Regions from separate parts of the Homo sapiens genome. Here region 1 is linked to region 2. The links are chromatin loops, found by intact Hi-C in ENCODE. Cell type or tissue: heart right ventricle. All regions are shown on one strand.

Region 1 (8,000 bases), 260 kb after region 2:
CATCTGCAGTCTTTATAGACTGGATTATGGATCTTGGATTATGTTTATTCTTCATGACAACCTGCTGTCATTTAATAGATATGATGGGTCTTTAAGTTATCTTGAAAATACTAATGATGACTTACCTAGTTTCACATGTTTTTCTTTCAAGATAAATTTGCTGTTTTCACATTGGCCCCTTTCCATTGCCACAAACAGTAAATTCTTTTTTGTTTTCTTATTTATTCAGAGAATAGCCTATATTTGCAAATTACTGAGATGGGCTAAGTTTCTTTCAGAGACTGTATTCATCCATGTCTGAATCACTGATACTCAGATGAAGGAGAAAGACCATGCAAGATAGTAATGTTAATGGGCAGGGCCCTGAAACTAGACTGCCTGGGTTCAAGTCCCAGTTCCACCACTTTCTAGCTATGTGATTTGGGGTAAGTTACTTGACTGGGCTGAACCTCAGTTTCTTCCTCCATAAAATGGAGATATTAATAATGCTGACCTCCTGGGTTTATGTCGTGAGGATTCTATGAGCCTAGATATAGGGTGCATAGAAGAGTGCCCAGCATATGGTAAGCTCAGAGAAAGTGTTAGCTGTGAAGATGATGATGACAATGATAACAGTAATAATTTTACTCCATTCATGCAGACTCCTCTGTTTGCTTTCCGAATTCATTGTTTCTGTGAAGTCAGGTCAAGCCAGTCTTTAATCTTGTCTTGAACCGTCACATTTTGCAGAAGTTCTTTAAGGTTTCTGGCATATGGCTTTAGGACTCTTCTGTGGTATAATAATGTAATAAAATTATTATTTTCTTCAGAGCAAAATCTGCCCTCCCACATAAGAAGGAGCTATTTTTCTTGGGAGATATTTTAGCTCACATTCCATAGAAAATAGAGCCTGAGATGATGCTTACCTGACCGTGCTTATTGGGGGTGCAATCACAGGCCACAAGAATAAGGGAACAAAGAAATGAGGTGGAGAAGGAAGGAACGCAAATGTAGGTGGTGCATTACCAATTGGGCTGGCCACAGCTTCACAATGAAACACAGCAGGTTGCTTGTTCATGCAGTACATCTGCAGAGAAGTAAAAGAGGTACTCCTAAGCCTCAGAAGAGTCCATCAGGGGAGCAAAGTGCAAGGAATTTAACTGTGGCTCCTTCACTGCCAGGTCTCTCCTTGGTCAACATTAGCTCCATGGGGCATTGACTCATGCCATTTCTGGGTGGTGTCATCTCCATCTAAGCAGCCACTGAGGAAGCCAAATTCCACGCCCCAAAGCATGATGCTTCTCCTGCGCCTGGAATTAGAGGGAGGAGCCAGGGCCCTGATGAGTCAGGTCAGTCCTGGGCCTCAGAGTGGGCATGACGGGGGTCATGGGAAGGCTTTGCCTTTACTCCAGGGGAGACTGATGCTGCTGCGGGGATTAGAATATGGGGACCTAGGATACAGATGTGAGCCCCTCCCTGATAGAATATTGAGAGGATAATTTTATTTTCTCCAGGACAGTGTATGCCCAGCCACCCAAGAAACATCTATTTTTATGAGGAGATGTTTTAGCTCATGTTGCTTAAAGATTAAAGCTTAGAATAGTGAAGCTGAGCAAATATATGGAGGCCCATAAGTTACATCCTGTGCAGTTTGAATATCCAAGAATGTTTGAGAAACAGTGTATGTTCATTGAACTAGTTTTTTGTTTTTGTTTTAAGCAAACAGGATCTTGCTCTGTCACCCAAGCTAGAATGCAGTGGTATGATCATGGCTCACTGCAGCCTCAACCTCCCAGGCTCAATGATCCTCCCCTCTCAGCCTCCTGAGTAGCTGGTACTATAGATGACTGACACCATGTCCAGCTTTTTTTTTTTTTTTGTAGAGACAGGATCTTACTATATCATCCAGGCTGGTCTCAAATTCCTAGGCTCAAGTGATCCTCCTGTCTTGGCCTCCTAAAGTGCTGGGATTATAGGAGTAGGCCACCACCTCTGGCCTGAACTGATTTTTAAAGGGAGAAATCCAGGGCTCCTTTCTCTTGAGTAGGGAATGTGAGCTGATGGTCAGAGTGGAAATGCACAGAGGCCAGGGGCTGGAGAAGATGAGATAGCCAACTCCTTAAGAGGAAGTGACGGGGAAGACAGAGAGGTTTTTAGAGTTTTATGAAGTTCAGTCTGGGCAGTGCTATAAATTCCCTTTCTCATTTTCCTTGAGATCATCAGCCCCATCTATATTACCTCCTAATAGTTTGTAAAACTGATCTATTTGAGGCAGGGGCACTGGCCCCAGTGCTGAGCTCAGCCTCAAAGAAGGCACAGGGTAAGCTGAGGATTACATTGAGATGTTTGCTTTGCCTGGGGTTCACCAGGTGCCAGCTTTTCCTCTGCATTAGACAGATTTTTGATTTCAAACAACAGAAATTAACTCTGGCTTTCTTCAGTGGAGAAGGAATTGAGAAAGAATATTGGGGACTGGACAGGGCAGGAATCAAGGCAGTTGCAGTAGGTCAATCAACAGGAAGAACCACAATGAATTTTAACAGGAAGCATCTGCCTAGGATGCCACCACTACCACCGCCAGGAAGAAATTAACCACCCTGCGGCTTTGCCTCACTCCCTGCAGATTTAGAGTCCAATTAGCTCAGCCCAGTCAGATGTGTATATATCCTGCCTGCCAGGGGAGCACAGGGAACTGTTGTGAGAGGCAAGGAACCGCGTTCCAACAATTACTACACACATGAGGCAGGAGGGGGTGGATTCTGCTTGTAATTCCGCTTGGAGAAGCAGGAGGCCACAGTCATTAAAGGTACTAGCTCTGGGATCAGATAGCCTGGATTTGAAGTCAAGCTTGGCCATTTTCTTGCTTAATGTACCTGGATAAGTCACTTTAACTCTCTGCTTTTCAGTTTCCTTGCCTATGAAATGAAGCAAAAACAATCCTTACCTTAAATTATCATTATGGGCTGGGTGCAGTAGCTCACTCCTGTAATCCCTGCACTTTGAGAGGCAGAAGTGGGAGGACTGCTTGAGGCCAGAAGGTTGAGGTTACAGTGAGCTACAGTCACGCCACTGCACCCTAGCCTGGGCAACGGAGCGAGACCCAGTTTCTAAAAGAACCCAAAAAGCTTCGTTATAAGAAGAAAAAAATTAATTTAATTAAAACATTTAAAGCATCATTATGAAGATTAAGGGTTAAAGCCCTGAAAACGTTGTTAGGGCCAAAAATTGTTAGCAACTTGTATTAGTTTCCCGTGGCTGCTGTAACAGATACCACAAAAACTGGCTCGGTTAGGAAAACAGAAATGTACTCTGTCACTGTCTGGAAGCTAGAAATTTAAAGTCAAGGTGTCAGCAGGACTGCACTCCCTCTGGAGGCTGTAGCAGGGATTCTGTTCCCTGCTGCTTCCAGCTTCTGGTGGAGCCTGGCATTGCTTAGTTTGTGGCCACATCACTCCAATCTCGGCCTCTGCCTTCATGTGGACTTTTCCTCCTCTGTCTTCTTATCTTCTGTCTCTTATATGAACACGTGCATTCCACTGAAGACTTATCCAGATGATCCAAGATGATCTCATCTTGAGAGCCTTGCTTAATTGCACCTGCCAAGACCCTTTCTCCAAATAAGGTCACATTCACAGGTACTAGGTGGACATATTTTTAGGGGGCCATCATTCAACCAACTACACAGCTCTCTGCTTTCATGCCCACATCGAAAAAGGAGTTGAATGCTGGATAATGGAGGCAGTCGACCCTTTATTTATGTTCTTTTGATAATCCTTGAGGGAATTAGGAGTTGGCGGTGGGGTGATTTGCATGGCCTGAGTCAGGCACATGACTCTGTATCATCAACACCGTTTTGATCAGAGGTCAGAAGCATGTTTTAGTGCTCAAGTAAGAAAGACTCTAGTGGGCCAAATGTGGAGAAATGACAGATCGCTCTCAAAACATACTGCTTCCTACCTTAAGACCGTAGCTGTCACTTCCTATCTTAAGACCCAAGCAGCTGGGTGATGGAAGGTTTTTCATCCATAGCTAAGACAACTGAAGGACCTGAGGTTCTAACTTCTGAGATATTCTCAGTGGTAAAACATTAGCACCTCTCACGTGGCAATAAACTTTACTGTTGTGCAAAGCCAGCCCAGTGTGCTGGGCAGATATGATTCCCCTAAGGAATCAGAGGAAAGGCCTAAGGCCCAGATTTTGTTCTGTTTGTACCCTCCTGGGTGGTGGCACAAGGGAGAGAATCTGAGGTCTTTCAGTCAAAACATCAGGGGTCGACTAGGCATGGTGGCTCACACCTGTAATTCCAGCACTTTGGGAGGCTGAGGTGGGAGGATCACCTTAGGTCGAGAGTTTGAGATCAGTCTGGACAACATGGTAAAACCCTGTCTCTACTAAAAATACAAAAACTAGCCAGGTGTGGTGGTGCACACCTGTAAACTCAGCTACGTGGGAGGCTGAGGCAGGAGAATTACTTGAACCAGGGAGGCAGATGTTGCAGTAAGCTGAGATAGCACCACTGCACTCCAGCCTGGGTGACAGAGTGAAACCCTGTCTCAAAAAAAAAAAAAAAAAAAAAAAGTGAGGGGTCATCAGGTGCAGCTGCCTTCACTTTGTACCATCAGGCCCATTCTATCTTTGATACATGATACCACGCAGTTCTACCTTCAGGAGACAGTCTTTGTTATTTCTCTACTTCTCTGTGCATGCGTGTGTGTGTGTGTGTGTGTGTGTGTGTGTGTGTGTGTGTGTGTGTTTTCTCCATAAGAATATGTAAGTTCTTCCAGAATAAGGAACCCTACCTCCCACCGAGTCTATCTTCCACCCCACCCGCCCCCGAGCAGCAGACTCTGAGACAGGAGTTTCAGTACACACTGTTGATTTGGAAAGTGATCCCACTAGGGGAGTTGGGAAATGAGACAGGGAAGAGAAGGAAGCCAATTTTGTGTGTTGCTGAGTGGGTTTTCACTGCAGACAACTGGGAACCTTCAGAAGACTGTGCAGAACCTACCAGGGTTAAGGCCCGCAAGGGGCAAGGAAGCTGATGCTTACCCTCCAATGCTCATTCATCATCAGCTGGGGCTGCTCTTGGGAGTATCAACTCCTGAGCACTTGCAGCCCAACATGTGTGCAGAGGAGAAAACCCTCAGGCAGAGATCACAGAGGACTTCGTAGGCGTGTAAGGAAGTCAGGGCCAACAGGATATGGGGGAAGCACAAGGCTTATGATTGTGGGCTTTGCAGTTAGAAAGTCCTGGATCCGAATTTTGGTTCAGCCAGTTGTGAGATTCTGGCAAGTTCCTTTTCTCTCTGAAGCTCATTTGCCTCCTTTGTAAATTAGAGATAATAATAGTCTACCTCACAAGGTTTTGATTCAAAATGAAACACTTACATGAAACGTTCGGTACATGCCTGGTGTGTGGGAAGCACCTGTGACCGTAACTGCCTTGTGCCATTTTAAGATTAGCACAGGACCAGCGCTGATAGCTATTGCTTGAATTGACTTTGAAATCTCAGTGAATGCTGGCACACTGCATTATGTTGTGTACACATTTTCATATCATGATTTTGACAGATTTGCACATGCTTTTGTTCTTTCTTTTTTTTTTTTTTTTTTTTTGGTAGCTCATTGTGGTTTTAACTTGAGTCTCCCTAATAACTAATGATGTCAAAACTGTTCTCATGTGCTTATTTGCCACATGTATTTTTTTTTTTTTTTTTTTGAGACAGAACCTTGCTCTGTTGCTTAGGCTGGAGTGCAGTAGCACCATCTCGGCTCACCGTAACCTCTGCATCCCGGGTTCAAGCAGTTCTTGTCTCAGCCTCCCAAGTAGCTGGGATTATAGGCACCCACCACCAGGCCCAGCTAATTTTTGTATTTTTAGTAGAGATGGGGTTTCACCATGTTGGCCAGGCTGGTCTTGAACTCCTGACAAGTGATCCACCCACCTCGGCCTCCCAAAGTGCTGAGATTACAGGCGTGAGCCACCGCGCCCACTGCCACCTGCTTTTGATACATCCTGGAACGTAAAGTATCTATTGGGTGTCAGATTGTAACTATGCGCCTGGGTGCACAGCCCCTTGCCTTTCTGGGTTTTGGTCCACAGAAAGCTAAGATATAAAGAGGGGAGGTATTCAGCTATTCAGAGGGGTTGAGAGACCAAGGAGAAGAAACGAGAGGGAGATGGTAGAGGAGACCCTCCCTTGAGGCTGCCCATCATTGTAGACAGATGGTTACTAAGGAGGAAGAGCCTGCATCATCTGGCGGCTGCTACAGGTGTGTCTGGCAGCTAAAAGTCAGACAGCTCAGGAAAAGGACTGTACCTTCCCATACTTCTAAATGTCAAGAGCAAGAGAGGGGCTCCCTGTGAAAGCCTTCTTAAAACAGAGCTAGCCTCAAGCATGATCCGGATATTAATCCTAACTTAATCTTGCATCACGTAAGGATTCTACTGAGCATAAAGGTCTTCAAACATAATATTCTTTGAATCCCAGTCTCCTCTGGGCATCACAGTGCTAGTTGTCTCAGCCTAGATTCTCTAGAAAACAGAGCTGGAGGCAAATGATTATACACTAATATTTTATTGGGAAGTGCAGTCCCAGGGATGATAGAGTGAGGGGAAACAGGAATGAGGTCAGGAATGAATGACAGCAAATATAAGAAGGTGCATGCCAAGTTGGCATGGAAAGCGATCGATTGCTCCAATTTGTCACTGTCCTCCGACAGGTTGTACACACATCTTAGGACAGTGTGCGCTCATTGGGAGGACAGTATCAGAGTTTATCCTTTCCAATAAGTTCTCCCAATTTATCATTTGACCAGCTTCTGTCCCTCACTGATCAAAGTGTTAACCACCCTGCTCACTTCCAGGTCACACATGTTGGGGTCTAGGCCACCTGGTGTCTCAGCAGCAACAGAGATGCCTTAGGGCAGGAGAGAAGAAGAGAGTCCTCAGCATAGGAGGCAAAGTCAGGCATGGGGCAAGAGCTGTTGGGTCGTGCTCAAGCAGGTGGTGTCAAAAACTCTCTCCTTGACCAAACTCTAGCCAGGCTCCTTTGAGCTCTTCGTCAACAAGGCCCCATCTTTGGGCATGTCCTCAAGAGCTCTTTCTCTTTTTTGAGACAGGGTCTTTCTCTGTCACCCAGGCTGGAGTGCAGTGGTGTGAACTTGGCTCACTGCAACCTCTGCCTCCTGGGTTTAAGCGATTCTCCTGCCTCAACCTCCTCAGTAGCTGATTACAGGCAATGCGCCACCATGCCCAGCTAATTTTTTGTATTTTTTTAGTAGAGACGGGGTTTCGCTGTGTTGGCCAGGCTGGTTTCAAACTATGGACCTCAAGTGATCTACCCACCTCAGCCTCCAAAGGTGCCGGTAATACAGGAATTACAAAGTGCCATGGCTGGCCAAGAGCCCAATTTTATCGAGAATCCTACTGTGTTTCTCCGGCCCATTTATTGAGTGACCCAAAAGGCTACCAGTTTTGAGTGAGGTCCAGAACAGGAGAAGGTTCTGCAATAGGTCCAGGCAGCTGTGCAAGCTGCTCTGCCATTTGGGCCATATGACCCAGCAGATCCAATGGTGCTTGAGGTGTCAGTGGCAGGTAGGGATGCCGTTTGTAGCCTTTGGCAGGCCTCCATAGGTGAATTGCAATGGAGGCTTCTAGGATTTTGGATCTAAGCCCTGTCATCTTCTGCAGATAACTACTCTCCTTTTGAGAGACAGCTCTTGGCCTATTACTGGGCTTTGGTAGAAACTGAACATTTGACTATGAGTCATCAAGTCACCATGCAACCTGAACTGCCTATCACGAACTGGGTGCTTTCTGACACATCTAGCCATAAAGTGAGTCACGCACAGCAGCATTCCATCATCAGATGAAAGTGGCATATACGTGATCAGGCTTGAGCAGGTCCTGAAGGCACAAGTAAGTTACATTAGGAAGTGGCTCAAATGCCCATGGTCTCCACTCCTGCCACCCTGCCTTCTCACCCCCAGCCTGCCCTGATGGCCTCGTGGGGAGTTCC
Region 2 (8,000 bases):
TATTAAGGGACTCGTTGTTTTTAAAACTTTTATCTTAGGCTCAGGTATACATGTGCAGGTTTGTAATATAGGTAAACTCGTGTCACAGAGGTTTGATGTACAGATTATTTCATCACCCAGGTACTAAGCCAATAGTTATTTTTTCTGATTCTCCCCTTCCTCCCACCCTCCACCCTCAAGTAGGCTCCAGTGTCTGTTGTTCCCCTCTTTGTGCTCATTGATTCTCATCATTTTGCTCCCACTTATAAGTGAGAACATGCAGTATTTGGTTTTCTGTTCCTGCGTTAGTATTGCTAAGGATAATGGCCTCCAGCTCCATCCATGTCACGATCTAATTCCTTTTTATGGTTGCATTGTATTCCATAGTGTATATATACCACATTTTCTTTATCCAATCTGTCATTGATGGGCATTTAGGTTGATTCCATGTCTTTTCTATTGGGAATAGTACTGCCATGAACATATGCGTGCACATATCTTTATGATGGAGTGATTTATATTCCTTTGGGTATATATCCAGCAAAGGGATTACTGGGTTGAATGGTAGTCCTGTTTTTAGGTCTTTGTGGAATTGCCACACTACTTTCTACAATGGTTGAAGTAATTGACACTCCCACCAACAGTGTATAAGCATTCCCTTTTCTCCATAAGCTCACCAATCTGTTATTTTTGACTTTTTAAAAGTAGCCATTCTTACCGGTGTGAGGTGGTACCTCATTATGGTTTTGATTTGCATTTCTCTAATGATCAGTGATATTGAGCTTTTTCTCATATGCTTGTTGGTCTCATTGATAAGAACAGATGTCACACTTGATCTTAGCCAAAAAGCTGCGAAGCAATGGGACTCATTTTTTTTTACAGAGCATCTTGTCGGTGCAGGATGCTGGGAGCTATGCCTTGGGAAATGCTGGCAGAGTACTTTGAGATGTGTATCTGTCATTATGACCTGAGGGGGTCATGGTACCAGTATGCCTACATAGGCCAGAGGACTGGAAGAGCAGAGATGGGGAATGGGTCTGATGCCATGAAGGAGCCCTCCAAGGCTGTCTGTCCTGCTGTTGCTGTTTATAGTGACCTGGGAGAAGTAAAGGAGAGACCACTTTATTCCCTTGATCTCTGCATGGCCCCTGAGCTTCACTGTGGTATCTCCTTGTCTCCCATATTCTGGCAAGGCAGCTACCATGGTGTGGTAGAAAGGCCGTGGCTCTGGGAATAGAACACCATCAGTAAGCAGTGCTGAGATCTTGGCAAATCAGCAGACTTCTCTTGCTTCTCTTTCCTCACCTCTACAAAGAGGATGGGATGAGACCAAGGGTTTCACATTAAGCTCTTTGAGGCCTTGGTGGCACTCTGGAGATAACAGGGAGGCTATTGTTAGGGGTATGATTCAAGGGAGGAGCTCTTGCTCACTCTTCCCCATTTCAATAGAGTATCTCTATTTTTATCCATTTTAAATATTAGGGTTCTGTGAGTATCAGTAAGCATTACTGGTTGCTAGCTGTAGAAACAGACTTCCCTACCCAGAGAAGGAAACTAATTAAAAGGACGGTAGAGGTAGAGAGAGTTATTCAAAGATTAAATAAGATGCTGGAGGGCCAGGCTTGGGGTTGGAGGAAACAATGCCAAGAGAGTTCTGAAAAGCTGGATTGGGAACCCCAGCAGGTGGGCATGCTGCCATCATGCAGGCTGCCTTCCAGCCAGACCATTAGCCTTGGCTTTCTTGTTAAGACTGAATCTAGGGAGAAGGCTTTCAGTGGGCTGAGCCTGCCTCTGGGGCAGGAAGAGAAGCCATGACCTCTTGGACTTCCAAAGTGGGCAGTGGTCACCCAAAAATCTTTCCAACCAAGACCTCACAAAGAGTCATGAGGTGTTTTTCTAAGAAGTAAGCCAGGTTCTCTAGGAAAAAGGAATAAATGATCAACAGTCCCAAATAACAAATATTCACTCTATCCATATGATTCTATTGGCAGAAGAGTTCTATTGTACATTCATTTGGAAGGCATCAGGCTAAGGGCCCTTCCCACATGACAACTAGAGAAGTTCATCCCATCCAGCTGTTCAGTCTCCAGCCAGGAGAGGAGGGGGCAGGAACTCTCTGGCTTCTTGACCACAGAACTGCCCCACATGCCACTGTAAGCCCCAGTTCTCCTGACAGCTGGTGGGGAGACAGCAGGAAGACCACTGCCTTGGCTTGGGTTACCCCAAGAAAGCAGAGCTACAGAACAAAGGCTTGCATGCAGGTAGTTTATGTTGTCCTCACAGACTGGAGACAGGGCAGGAAAGAAAGCAATGCAGAATATGTTATTGAGCCGATCATCACTGTGGACCATGGGGCTCAGGGCTGCCAGGACCCTCTGAGAAGCCACGTAGAAGAGTCCTAAGAATTGTCTAGCTGAAGAACAGAGAGGGAAGTAATTGTATACTGGCTCCTGCCCTCCATGGGTCAAAGATTGCCCATGATGTGTTGGGTTTGGTGTGTTGGGTTTGGGCAGGCAGCAGAATAGCAGAGTGCGTTCCTGCATGAAATGGCAGCCGGGAATCCCCAGTGTGAAAAGTGAGAGATGTGGGCACACGTGATGGCTGCAGCATCGGCTGGAGGCAAAGCGTGGGTGGGGAGGGTGGAAGGCAGGGCACCAGGGGCGTTCAATGCAGCAACCCCTTGGCTACTTTCCTCTGCCTCATCCCTCTTTGAGGGACACAGGCACATGATGTGCCTGATATTCAGGTCGCAGGAGGCTTCTGCATGGTTTGCTTGTTGGCTGGTGGGCATTCCAGCCAGTGAGGAAGGGGTCACCTTTGACTCCACACAGCATGGCATCTCTCAGAGTTTGGGGACCGACATTTCATAAGGGACCTCACCCTGCTTCCCAGCATCTCTCCCTTCGAGTCTGTATATTCATCCAAAGGCAGTCTGTATTCCAAGAGGGAAATCTGCCTCCTGCTCACCCTACAAGCTGGCTCTGCCCCAAGGGTGAGGTTCAGTGTGCGGCAGCCAAGGGCCTGCAGTCAATGGGGACAGAAAGGGAGCCTGTGCCATGCTCGGGCCAGGGCAATGGAGGCTTGAGCAGGCAAGGTCCCGGCTTTTGCGCAGGCTGCCTGTAGAAAGGGGGAGAAAGCATGCCTGCAAAGCTGGCTGGGCCTTGGCCAACCTGTCCAAACCTCTCAGGAGGTTTGTTGCTTGAACTGCAGTATCTGAGGCCTGCAAATGGGCCTCACCAGAGGCTTGAGATATTTTTATGAGTTTTTATTTCTAACATCCATTCGCCTCTGGCTCCCTTGCCAGTTGACACGGGTCAGACTCTCTTGTGACATGACTCTTCACGGCACCAAAGGCCCAAGCCTTGCACTGTAACCCCTTGGTGGAAGAGATTGCTATGGTTATGATTTTATTTTCAGTAAGTGTTCATGAATAATCTATTCCACTTACCAACACTTATCAGATCCCAGGCACTGTGCTAAGGACTTAACATACCTTCTCTCATTTTTCCCTACATAATTCCCTACTCATCCTTTGGATCTTAATTGTCCCTTCCTTGGGGAACATCTTCCTTGACTTGGTCACCCCTGCTCCCCCCATGCCCTTATTATGTGCTCTGATTGCACCACAAACCTTCTGCTTGAAGTACCTATCTATCTCTGTTGACATTTTACTTTTATTCGTGTCATTTTTTTAATTCACGTCTGTCTCCCATGCTGGAAGAAAAGTTGGTGGCCCATGCTCACCACCACATCCCACACCTAACACAGGGCCTGCCTGGCACATGGGAGACACTCACTAAAATGCATATGCAAAGAAACAATGATGGACTATCTTTCTCAGAACCCTACAGAGTATATTTTACACTAAGACTCGGAGAGGTTAAACAGCCGGCCCAGGGTCACATAGCTGGTAAAGGTAGAGGTAAGATTTAAATGTGTGTTCATCTGGCCTCAAAGCCAGGACTTCACTAGTGTGCTCTGCAGCCTTCTAGCGTTCAAGGGTATTTTCTCTCTTCCCCTGCCTGGTCCCACCTGTGAAGGGCAGAGGGGTCCTGCCCCAATCTCTGGCCCTCTCGTTTCACCTCCTGCCCCTCTCACTAGGGTCCTGACTTCCGCCCTCTGACCCTTCCAGCTGTGAATCCTGTCCCTTGCAAATGCGTCTGTTGCCATTCAGCAGTCTCTTGGCTGGCAGTGCAGGTCTCCATCTGCTGTAATGGCATGGTGCCTGCTCACAAGATGGCATGCTATTTTTACCCAGCTTAGGTGCCAAGCCGGCCAGATGTTTTTCAGCAGCAAAGGGAGGTTGAGCATTGCTGGGGTGTGGAGGGATGCTTCCAAATGTCAGCTCCTCAGTGGGGCTGGGGCAAGGGATGGCTCTGGGACAGGCAAAAGAAGCGCTCTGCCTGGAAGTGGGCACCTCCAAGAAGTGTCATTCCTGGCATCTGTCTGGGGCTCTGGCAGTGTGCCAGGAACTGGCTGCTGGTTCTGAACTCTTGCCGGGCTGGGATGAGTCTACTGCAGGAAGGAAATGCTCTGGGTCAGCGTTCCCAGTGAGTGCACGTGCTTCTTCCTCCCACTGGGGCCCTGGAGTCGCTGGACCCAGATGGTGACACCTGGAGGGCTTCCATGGCTGAACTGGCTGCTTGGAAAATTCCAAGTTTGGCTGGCGGCTCTGGTCTGGAGGAAATGGAGGAGCTGGCTGGATCAGGCTGAGTCCAGGCATTTGCTGTGATCATTTTTCCCTCAGAGCAGATGGAGCCAGAGGTCTGGCGATCTTAATCCCTGCTCTCTCCTTCCTGTGGGGGGTGACCCTCAGTTGAGAAATACCCCCCCAAATGACAGCTAGATGCAGGGGTGTGCGGCATAGCCCCGCTGGCCCAGCTCCCTGTTTTCCTAACTTCTCCACTCCTGTGTGACCTTGAGCAAGTCACATCCTCTCTGAACCTCAGTTTCCTCATCTGTAAAACATCCAGAGCCCCTCCCTGCCAGATCTGGGAGCCTGTATTGCAGTGAGTTGCAGGGAATCAGTTGTTGCCAAGCTTTGCTGACCTTTCCCCAAAACCAGCCATCCTCAGACCTGCCATGGGAGACGAGCAAACTCTGCTCTTCTGCCCTGATGTGTTCAAGTTCCATATCTAGATGCAAATCCCATTTCCTCCCCCAAGGAAACATTTCAGAAACCTCAGACCCCCTACAAGAGGCTGCCTCCAAGTCCAGGCTTCCGGACAAAAGACCCCCTTCTCCATGAAGGATGGGAGTGCATGTGGAGAGAGAGGAAATGTTTGCAGCTGTGGCAACCCGGCTGAGATAATCAGACTTCAGGGAGGGGTTCTTGAGGCCTAATTGAACACAGCAGTCTGGCAGTGCTGGGTACAGCCCAGGAGACGTCAGCCCTGGATGGGCAAGGAGGCCAGGGCTTCTCAAACTTGAATGTGCATCTGAGCCACCTGTGCATCTCATTCCAAGGCAGATGATTCAGTCGGTGCAGGTGGGGCCTTTGCATCTATGCGGTGGGCAGAATAACAGCCCCTCAAAGATTTCGCTTCCTAATCCCCAGGACCTGTGAATATGTTGGTTTACATGGTTAAGGGACGTTAAGTTTGCAGATGGAATTAAGGTAGCTGAGTGGCTGACTTTGAGATGGGGAGATTATCCTGGATTATGCAGGTGGGCCTGGTGGAATCACTGGGTGCTTATGTGGAGGAGAGGGAGGCAGGAAGAGAGGTCAGCATGAAAAGGACTCAACCTGCTCTTGCTGGCCTTGAAAGTGGAGGAAGGAAGTCACGAGCCAAGGGATGCAGGCAGCCTCTAGGTGCTGGGGAGAGCAAGGAGGTGGATTCTCCCCCCAGAGCCTCTAGGATTGCAGATTTGAGATCCTGCTGACACCTTGATTTTTGCCCAGTGAGACCCATTTCAGACTTCTGAACTACAGAACTTTAAAAGAACACATTCATGTTGTTTGGAGCTACTAAGTTGGTGGTAATTTGTGACAGGAACAATGAGAAACTCCTACAGTCCACATTTCTGCCAAGCTTCCTGGTGGTGCTTCCAGGCCACACTGTGAGTAACAAAGCTTCAGGCTGCCTGAGGGTGGGGCTTCTTCCTAGGCCAGGTGAGGACCTGGAGGTGGGAGAAGGCTGTTCAATGGCTTCCATGAAAGCTGGCTTTTGACACTGTTTTGTCTCTGTCCCTTCGTTCCTCCCCACACGATTGTTGGAGGTCTCTTGGTTGTTTCTTACTATGTTCCAAGTCAGGAGTTCCTGGTTTGTGGGCTGGGAGTGCTGGGGGAGTTACTGTAAAGGCCCCTGTTCTCCTGAAGATGAGCACTGTCTGTTACCCAAACAAATGAGACCTCAAGTAAATTGCATTTCTTTTGTTCAAATGAATGCAGGTGCCACGAATAGGACCCCACTGGTGGGGGGTGGTTTAGAAAAGAGGCTCTGTCCTTTGGCTAAAATCTAAGCTCTATAAGCACCCAGGTGTCCCTGTGTAGTCTGGACCCTCCCTCCTCCTCCCAGCCCACCTGGCTCTTTTCCCCTCATCACACATAAAGCTCCAGTACCAGTGGTTTCTTCCATCCTTGAACATGGGTCCTTTCTGCCTTGACAGACTCAGGGGCCTCCTCTTCATTCTCTGGACTTGGGTTAAGAGCTGCCTTATCAGAGGGGCCTTCTCTGACCACCCTGAGAGAGAATGGCTCACCTGATACTCTTTCTTAGTGTTCTGGGTTAGTGTCCTTTATTACAGTTTGTGGCTGTGTATTTATTTGAGGGCTTTGCCCACCGCCTGTCTATCCCTTTGGATTAAGCTCAGTGAGGGCAGGGCCTGAGCATTTTGTGTCCACCCATGCCCGGCACATTCAGCATGTGTCATGTGCTTAATACAAATTTGTTGACCAGGGAATGAATGAATGAATGAATGTACATCTAAGCCCTCATGCGGAGAATTCCAGAGTTTGTCTTCTTTCCTTGATGCTCTGAGCCTCCCTTCTGGACCGCTTCTGAGCAGTCTCCTAGACTGCTTATCCCTCTCAGAAAATAGGAGCCCTGTCGTTGACAAAATCGGTCCCTGCTTTCCTTAACATTTCCCCCTACCTTTTTTGTCTCTCCTTCCCATCTCCATTGTTTATCTCTGCCACAAGGAGCATGGTCTTTGCTGCTCTCTTCTCAGTTTGATTGGTTGCCTCCTAAAAGGAAAAAAAAAAAGTTGCATTCTTGGTGCCTGGACATCCTTTCTCCCATTTTAATCGCGAGTCAGTAGGGCTTTTGTATGGGATGAAGCTGAATACTTGTATTTACTTTTGTTTTATTCCCAGAGTTTTTCTTGTTCATGTGAGTGCTGGCAGCTGCCAGAAGAAATATTCTGTTTCTGGCCTCCCATCTTGGTGGGGGATGTGCAGGCTGAGAACACAGGAGCTGACTTCTATTGTATCAGCTGAGACTGCAGGGTAGACTGCAAGAAGTGCCTCCTTGCTGATGGACTGGTGAGACAGCAAGATGCTTCCTCAGGCTGCCAGGGAGCAGTTGTCCCTGGAGAGGTCTGGGAGAGACATGACCCTGCTGTGTGGGGCTGGAGGCAGGGGGTGGGCAAGATCCAGACATGAAGAGCCTGGGTAATGGCTGACTTGAGTTTACTCTTTTTTTTTTTTTTTTTTTTTTTGAGATGGAGTCTTGCTCTGTCACCTAGGCTGGAGTTGGAGTGCAGTGGTGCGATCTGACTCACTGCAACCTCTGCCTCCCGGGTTCAAGCGATTCTCCTGCCTCAGTTCCTGAGTAGCTGGGACTACAGGTGTGCACCACCACTCCTGGCATATTTTGTATTTTTGATAGAGACACTGTTTCACCGTGTTGGCCAGGCTGGTCTCAAACTCCTGACCTTAGGTGATCCACCCGCCTCGGCCTCCCAAAGTGCTGGGATTACAGGCATGAGCCACCATGCCTGGCCAAGTTTACTCTTTATACTTTTCTTTATTGGTGACATTTTCTACCACGAGTAGGAATTATCAAAAGTCTCATATCTGT

The links. Peaks named below come from ENCODE experiments on the same cell type or tissue, not always from the same donor. Only the 100,000 strongest peaks of a DNase experiment are listed, where the experiment ranks them.
Region 1: it touches region 2 in a loop (1.9-fold over the local background); 3 of 110 quality-filtered maps call a loop at or near these places.

Annotation. Positions count from the first base shown.
Region 1 is chr3:71,982,595-71,990,594 of GRCh38, reverse strand. No RefSeq gene overlaps it. Among named protein-coding and RNA genes, the nearest start is that of LINC00877, 110 kb to the left of the region's middle. RefSeq lists enhancers at 7,594-7,943, 7,313-8,000. In heart right ventricle, a CTCF peak has its summit at 3,348 (motif pointing left); no DNase peak of the experiment used is centred here.
Region 2 is chr3:72,241,897-72,249,896 of GRCh38, reverse strand. No RefSeq gene overlaps it. Among named protein-coding and RNA genes, the nearest start is that of LINC00870, 95 kb to the right of the region's middle. RefSeq lists a silencer at 7,578-7,785. In heart right ventricle, a CTCF peak has its summit at 4,565 (motif pointing left); DNase peaks (open chromatin) are centred at 2,965, 4,216 and 4,562; H3K27ac peaks cover 1,513 bases.